2 separate regions of the Mus musculus genome follow, and region 2 is linked to region 1. The links are chromatin contacts, found by Hi-C or POLR2A ChIA-PET in ENCODE. All regions are on one chromosome and are shown on one strand. The core of a region is the stretch at or near the end of the contact, and the rest is flanking DNA. Distances in the headings are between cores, read along the strand shown. Region 1 holds the start of Rps29 (ribosomal protein S29). Region 2 holds the start of 9330151L19Rik (RIKEN cDNA 9330151L19 gene).

What was found. Hi-C counts contacts between places; a loop is a spot of excess contacts on that map. ChIA-PET counts read pairs that join two places held with the same protein, here RNA polymerase II (POLR2A).
Region 2: a loop to region 1 is called in a map of left cerebral cortex, with 7 times the contacts of the local background. The contact joins the promoter of 9330151L19Rik here to the promoter of Rps29 in region 1. A Hi-C loop is called at or near these places in 2 of 37 maps with a recorded cell type or tissue (heart and left cerebral cortex). POLR2A ChIA-PET finds 5 or more read pairs at or near these places in 4 of 5 experiments (Patski and embryonic stem cell).

What each region holds. Positions count from the first base shown.
Region 1 is chr12:69,157,820-69,160,708 of GRCm38, reverse strand. Rps29 (ribosomal protein S29) reads left to right here and starts at 1,523. Exons shown (of 3, transcript NM_009093.2): 1 at 1,523-1,712; 2 at 1,949-2,048; 3 at 2,888-2,889. The coding sequence starts at 1,651. It also overlaps Rn7s1.
Region 2 is chr12:69,195,356-69,198,612 of GRCm38, reverse strand. 9330151L19Rik (RIKEN cDNA 9330151L19 gene) reads right to left here and starts at 1,402. Exons shown (of 2, transcript NR_033222.1): 1 at 998-1,402; 2 at 1-885. Dnaaf2 (dynein, axonemal assembly factor 2) reads left to right here and starts at 184. Exons shown (of 3, transcript NM_027269.4): 1 at 184-2,121. The coding sequence starts at 328.

The DNA.
Region 1 (2,889 bases), core at 274-2,773:
AGGAAAAATAAGGCACCAGTGAGCTGTGTCCTTCAGCAGCGTTATCTTCTTACTCTGTCTAGCAACAGTACCCTCCTGTGTTCTCCCGTTTGTTTAGTTGTATTACATGTTGTCAAAGCAAGACAGAGAGATAGATCAACAACAACAACAGAACTGGAATTGAAAAGGTGAGGGAATCGCGGTGTGTGTGTTTGTTTATGTGTATATGTGTGTGTGTATTTGTATATGTGTATATGTGTGTGTGTGTTTGTGTAAAACACTAGATTTGAAGACTGACAACAGACATTAAATTATATCTGGTCTTTAAATCTGTGACTCTTTCATTATGAAATAATTGGGTAAGGATTGTCTACCAAAATTTTGAAGTAGCATACTTTAAAGTTTTTTTTAAAGTTTCTATTAAAAGTCTTCTACAAAAGGCTTTTTTTCTTAATTTTACTCTGCTACATTCTAGATTTAGTTAAAGCTTTTATTTCAGGGGGCAGGGCTTTGTGCAATTTTAGGTTTTATTTTTATTTTATATATTTTTTATTTTTTATAAATTTGTCTTTTGAAGTTTGTCGTTACTTGTTTTGCTATTAAATTATCTGATGAAAACAACTTTTATTTTATATTACTTTTCTTCATATTCATCCACTTAGCCTGCGTTTGGTGGCACAAGCAAGCCCATTATTAGAGGCTGAGACATTAGGATAGGGAGTGTGAGTCTATTATGGGCAAAATGAGAGTCTTGGGCCAGTCTTGTCTACACAAAAACAAATGAAAAGTAAATGTAGGCGATTATATTTAGGTATCAAGGGTGGTATACTCACATATACGTAAGACCCTATTTTCCATCCATGGAATGATGTGGATTTCTTTTTGGAGTATATGAGGTCAAAAGATTTAATAAGAGGCCCCTATCGTTGACTCTTACTCATTACACTTGATTTAAGTTGTCATATAATTTCACGCCAGTAGGTGTCAGTAGTGAGTAAAGGAAAAAAAAAATCACGTTTGTAAGCGAACGTTTGTGTTAAGACAATGTAAAAAATTAAGGTTGAAATGTATTATATGAGAAAAGGGTGAATTAAAAAGAAAGTGAGAATAATGTTAATATTATTAAGTGTCCAAAAAGAGACGGGGTCTCGCTATGTTGCCCAGGCTGGAGTGCAGTGGCTATTCACAGGCGCGATCCCACTACTGATCAGCACGGGAGTTTTGACCTGCTCCGTTTCCGACCTGGGCCGGTTCACCCCTCCTTAGGCAACCTGGTGGTCCCCCGCTCCCGGGAGGTCACCATATTGATGCCGAACTTAGTGCGGACACCCGATCGGCATAGCGCACTACAGCCCAGAACTCCTGGACTCAAGCGATCCTCCTGTCTCAGCCTCCCGAGTAGCTGGGACTACAGGCGTGCGCCACCGCGCCCGGCGAGCGCTGAGAGCGACGGGGAGATACTAGAGCTGCGGCGGGCCGTGACGTCACTCACTGTGCCCGCCCAGCCAGCCTTAGAAATGTCACTCAGAGCACGCGGACCAATGTTGTCGCACGGCGTACGCGTCACGTCTTAGCGTTGTATTCTGGGTAGCGTGTAGCTCCAAAAAACTTTGAAGAGCGCCTGCGCGAGCCGACTCGTTCCTTTCTCCTCGTTGGGCGTCTGAAGGCAAGATGGGTCACCAGCAGCTCTACTGGAGTCACCCACGGAAGTTCGGCCAGGGTTCCCGCTCTTGGTGAGGAGCGGGTTGTGGAGACCGCGGTTAGAGGGAAGGGCCATTGTTGGTGACTGGGTGTCGGAAATTCAAGGCCCGCGGGCGGCGCGCAGGGCGTTCGGTGCTGCCGTCGCCATTACGGGCTTAGCTAGGCCGGGCCGGGCGGGCCCTGCTGCGGGTGGTGGGGAAGCTGAGGAGTGCTGTACCTTACTGTGGCGGCTCCATTAAGGCCATCTCCTTGTCCTTCCTCCTCCCAGCCGCGTCTGCTCCAACCGCCACGGTCTGATCCGCAAATACGGGCTGAACATGTGCCGCCAGTGCTTCCGGCAGTACGCGAAGGACATAGGCTTCATTAAGGTACGCGCGGTTGGTCGCTGCCGTCCACGATGCACACAGCGGAGGGTTTTAAGAGTTCCAGAAGGGAAGGGTGAAGGGTTTAATGCCTGGTCAGATTTAGGTGTCAGGTGGGTAGGAGGTGGTGCAGTTTCTACATAGTAACTGAATATTCCTAACCCAATACGTGTCTTAAATTTCTGGCCCAGGATGTTTGATCATACTGGGAAGAGCTCTAGACTTCACACACCGAAACCTAAGTGAATCTAGTGAACACACTGCTATGTTTTAGCCAGGGTTTTGGCTTTTTATTTGTTCTAAGGTTGATGTCTCAAAAGTCTCCTTTTTTGGTCAAAACCACTGTATATATATTTCATCTGCTTTTTATTTGTACCAATTTTTTTAAAAAGTATTTTAACCGGGTTTCTCCGTAGCCCTGGCTGTCCTGGAACACAGATTCTCTGCTGGGATTAAAGGTGTGCATCACACCCAGCTGCGGGACCAGTTTTAAATAAACTTGTGTTTAATGGGCCTGCATGGTATTTGACACTGCTGAGGTGCAGCAGAGAGTTTTAAGCTCAGACTTACATTATTGATGAAATAGTTACTGTAAGCCTAGCCTTACAGTTTAGAGACTTGAATGACTCAAGTGTGTCAGGATCGGTCCCTCCTCCGTCTGGTCTAGGTTTTTTCGGGTTAAGATGAACTGCAGAAACGGGCTATTTAGTAACTCCGGAGTACATGACATGGTTAATGTAATTTTGTGTGGTCTTGTATCGGGGAATAACTAGGGGGAACCAGTGGAAATAAATGCCAGAATCACAGTCTAAGTAATAGACTCCGTTTTGTTTTTTTCTTTTCAGTT
Region 2 (3,257 bases), core at 153-2,652, 38 kb before region 1:
AAAGACACAGCGCTGAAGATGAGGACAGTTACCACAATAGACTGCAAAGTACACGTATCCTGACACAGTAATTTAAAACCTGTAGCAGGTAGTGTCTGCTTGGTTTGAAGTAACAGTGGAGCCTATTTCTAGCATTTCTACCAGATCGCTGCCCCTCCTCCCAGGCGTTACTATGGCAACAAAGCACGCGCTGCCCGGCCTTGACAATCCAGCCGTTACCTTCTTGGACTGGTCAGTTCTCCATGAGCCAGACTCTGAAGCGCATCCTAGACACTCAATTCACCCTGATCCTTCACTGGGTCTGGGCATTGGGCCGTGTGGGTCACCATGGCCAAGGCGGCGGCCTCCTCAGCGCTGGAGGACTTGGATCTGAGCAGAGAGGAGGTGCAGCGGTTCACCTCCGCCTTTCAGGACCCAGAGTTCCGCCGAATGTTCTCCGAGTACGCCGCGGAGATCACGGACCCCGAGAACCGGAGGCGCTACGAGGAGGAGATCACAGCCCTGGAGCGGGAGCGTGGGGTGGATGTGCGGTTCGTGCACCCTGAGCCGGGCCATGTGCTGCGTACCAGCCTGGACGGGGAGCACCGCTGCTACGTGAACGTGTGCAGCAACTCACTGGTAGGCGTACCTAGCAGCCGGCCCGGCCCGGGGCGCGGCGGCACGGCAGCTGGCAGCCACTGGTCCCTGCCCTATAGCCTGGCTCCCGGCCGCCAGTATGCCGGCCGCAACGGCGCCCGCTACACCGTCTACGACGTGGTCTTCCACCCCGAAGCGCTGGCGCTGGCCCGGAGCCACGAGCGCTTCCGCGAAATGCTGGACGCCACGGCCCTGGAGGCGGTGGAGCAGCAGTTCGGCGTCAGGCTGGACCGCAGGAACGCCAAGACCCTGAAGATCAAGTACAAGGGGATGCCCGAGGCCGCAGTGCTCCGCACGCCCCTACCCGGGGGCGTCCCGGCCCAGCCCGAGGGGGAGCCACCAGGGCTTTTCCCGGACCCACCATATCCATACCGCTACCCCGCGGCAGCGGCGGCGAACACTGCCCGCTCGCCCGCGTCCCCCGCTCCCGAGGCCGTGCAGCGCCCAGAGCCCACGGAGCCGCGCTGCTCCGTGGTGCAGCGCCACCACGTAGACCTCCAGGATTACCGCTGCTCGCGCGACGCGGCCCCGAGCACCGTGCCGCACGAGCTGGTGGTCACCATCGAGCTGCCGCTGCTGCGCTCGGTCGAGCGGGCGGAGCTGGAGGTGAAGGGGAAGCTGCTGTGCCTGGACTCGAGAAACCCCGACTACCGGCTGCGGCTCTCGCTGCCGTACCCGGTGGACGACGGCCGCGGCAAGGCACAGTACAACAAGGCGCGGCGGCAGCTGGTGGTCACGCTGCCGGTGGCGCTGGCCGACGCGCGCCAGGAACCCCCGGCCGCGACACCGGAAGAGCCCGCGGAGGAGACCGGAACTGACGACGTAGCCCGCACTTCCGCGGGCGATTTTGCAGCGGCGCGGGAAGAGTCTGCAGATGGAACCGGAGCTGACCACGGGGAGAAGAGCGGTGTGGGAGCCCCAGACCCCGGGGCTGCACACGCTGAAGGGGAGCTCGTTCCCGAACCGGAGCAGGACTTCGGAGGGGACTCGGTGGCACCTCTAGACCTCGGGAAAGGGACTTCTCCTGGGGACCGAAGCCTCCCTTACTCTGCTTTCCCGGGCGGCGACACCGAATCCCTGTGCGGAGACCCCGGTGTCCAGACGAATGAGGAGCAGGAGAGGACCCGCCACGACACCGCGGGCTCAGCCATGGGTGACCCCGGAACCGAGAGCATCGCACCCGTGTGCCCTCCTTTACAGTGTAATCAGGACGAAGACTCCTTGACTTTGCTCATCCAAGTGCCTGGGATTCTGCCACAAACTCTTCACGGACATCTAAGCCCCGTCGGTTACGAATTGTGCTTCTCTACACAAGACTCGGGTTATTCCTGCACTTTGCAGTTTGCTCCAGAGAATAAGTTGAGTACCAGAGAACCCGAGACTAGCGTTTCTTTAAATAATGCAGTCATAGTACTGGCAAAATCTCCAGAGAGCCACGGACTTTGGCGAGAGTGGTATTGTGGCTTGAACAAGGAGTCTTTGGAGGTAACCGTTCTCACTATTTGAAATACTCTATCTTACTTTAAACATTTTTTGTTACAGGCACATAAACAAATATTTTCTATCTATTCATACGATGACAGTGCAGGCTAAGCTCATTCTCAAAGAGAAGATTGCACGTATTCTATCCTAAGGATGCTCTTAAGCCTTCACGGTTGACCCGTATTACACCTGTTTACTCGGGGTCCACCGACTAGAAAACCAGTGGATTTTAGTGACTTCTCTCTAGACTTCTGGAAATGTATGCAAGAAATTGAGGGTTCAGTCTCTCCTGAGAAAAAGGTTATAACTATAGTTAGTAAGATCTTGTCTCAAAAAAACAAGTGTGTGTGTGGATTGGGCACTTGGTAATTTTGTTTGAGGTTTATATCAAAGTTATATGTAAACTGCAACAGTGAAGAGGCTAAGGTGTAGTTCGGTGGCAGAGTGTTGGCCTGCAGCCTCCCAGAAAGTCAAGTTGTCACAGACAACAATAGCTTTGTAGACTGTTCAACCCTGAGCTCTGAGCTCCAGCCTGCCAAAACAGTTCACTTCTTCTAGATGTTTTTCTAAATCACAGTGGGATTAAGGCATATTTGAAGACTTAAGTAGATTTATTATAATTATACCATTAATTATTATCACCTGTGATGGGGCTAATGGGATCATAAAACCCGTTCTTTTATTTTATACTATACTGTATCAAGCCCCAAGTATCGGACATAATGATGCGTTCAGGAGCGTTACACCCTAACGTTCAGGAGCCTGAGGCAGGAGGATTATGAGTTTGAGGCCAGTTTTTTTTTTTTTTTTTTTGGTTTTTCGAGACAGGGTTTCTCTGTATAGTCCTGGCTGTCCTGGAACTCACACTGTAGACCAGGCTGGCCTTGAACTCAGAAATCCGCCTGCCTCTGCCTCCGGAGTGCTGGGATTAAAGGCGTGTGCCACCACACCCAGCTTGAGGCCAGTTTTATAGTGAGACACAGTCCTAAAAAAAAAAGAAAATTGGGAGTAGTGAGACATACAGTAATTTCATTACTATATATGTTTTTATGAAACTAGTCATAGAGAGACTCGTGGCTTTCAAGGCCAGAATTGTCACTTTACACATAAAAAGTACTAAATACATATTTATTTACACC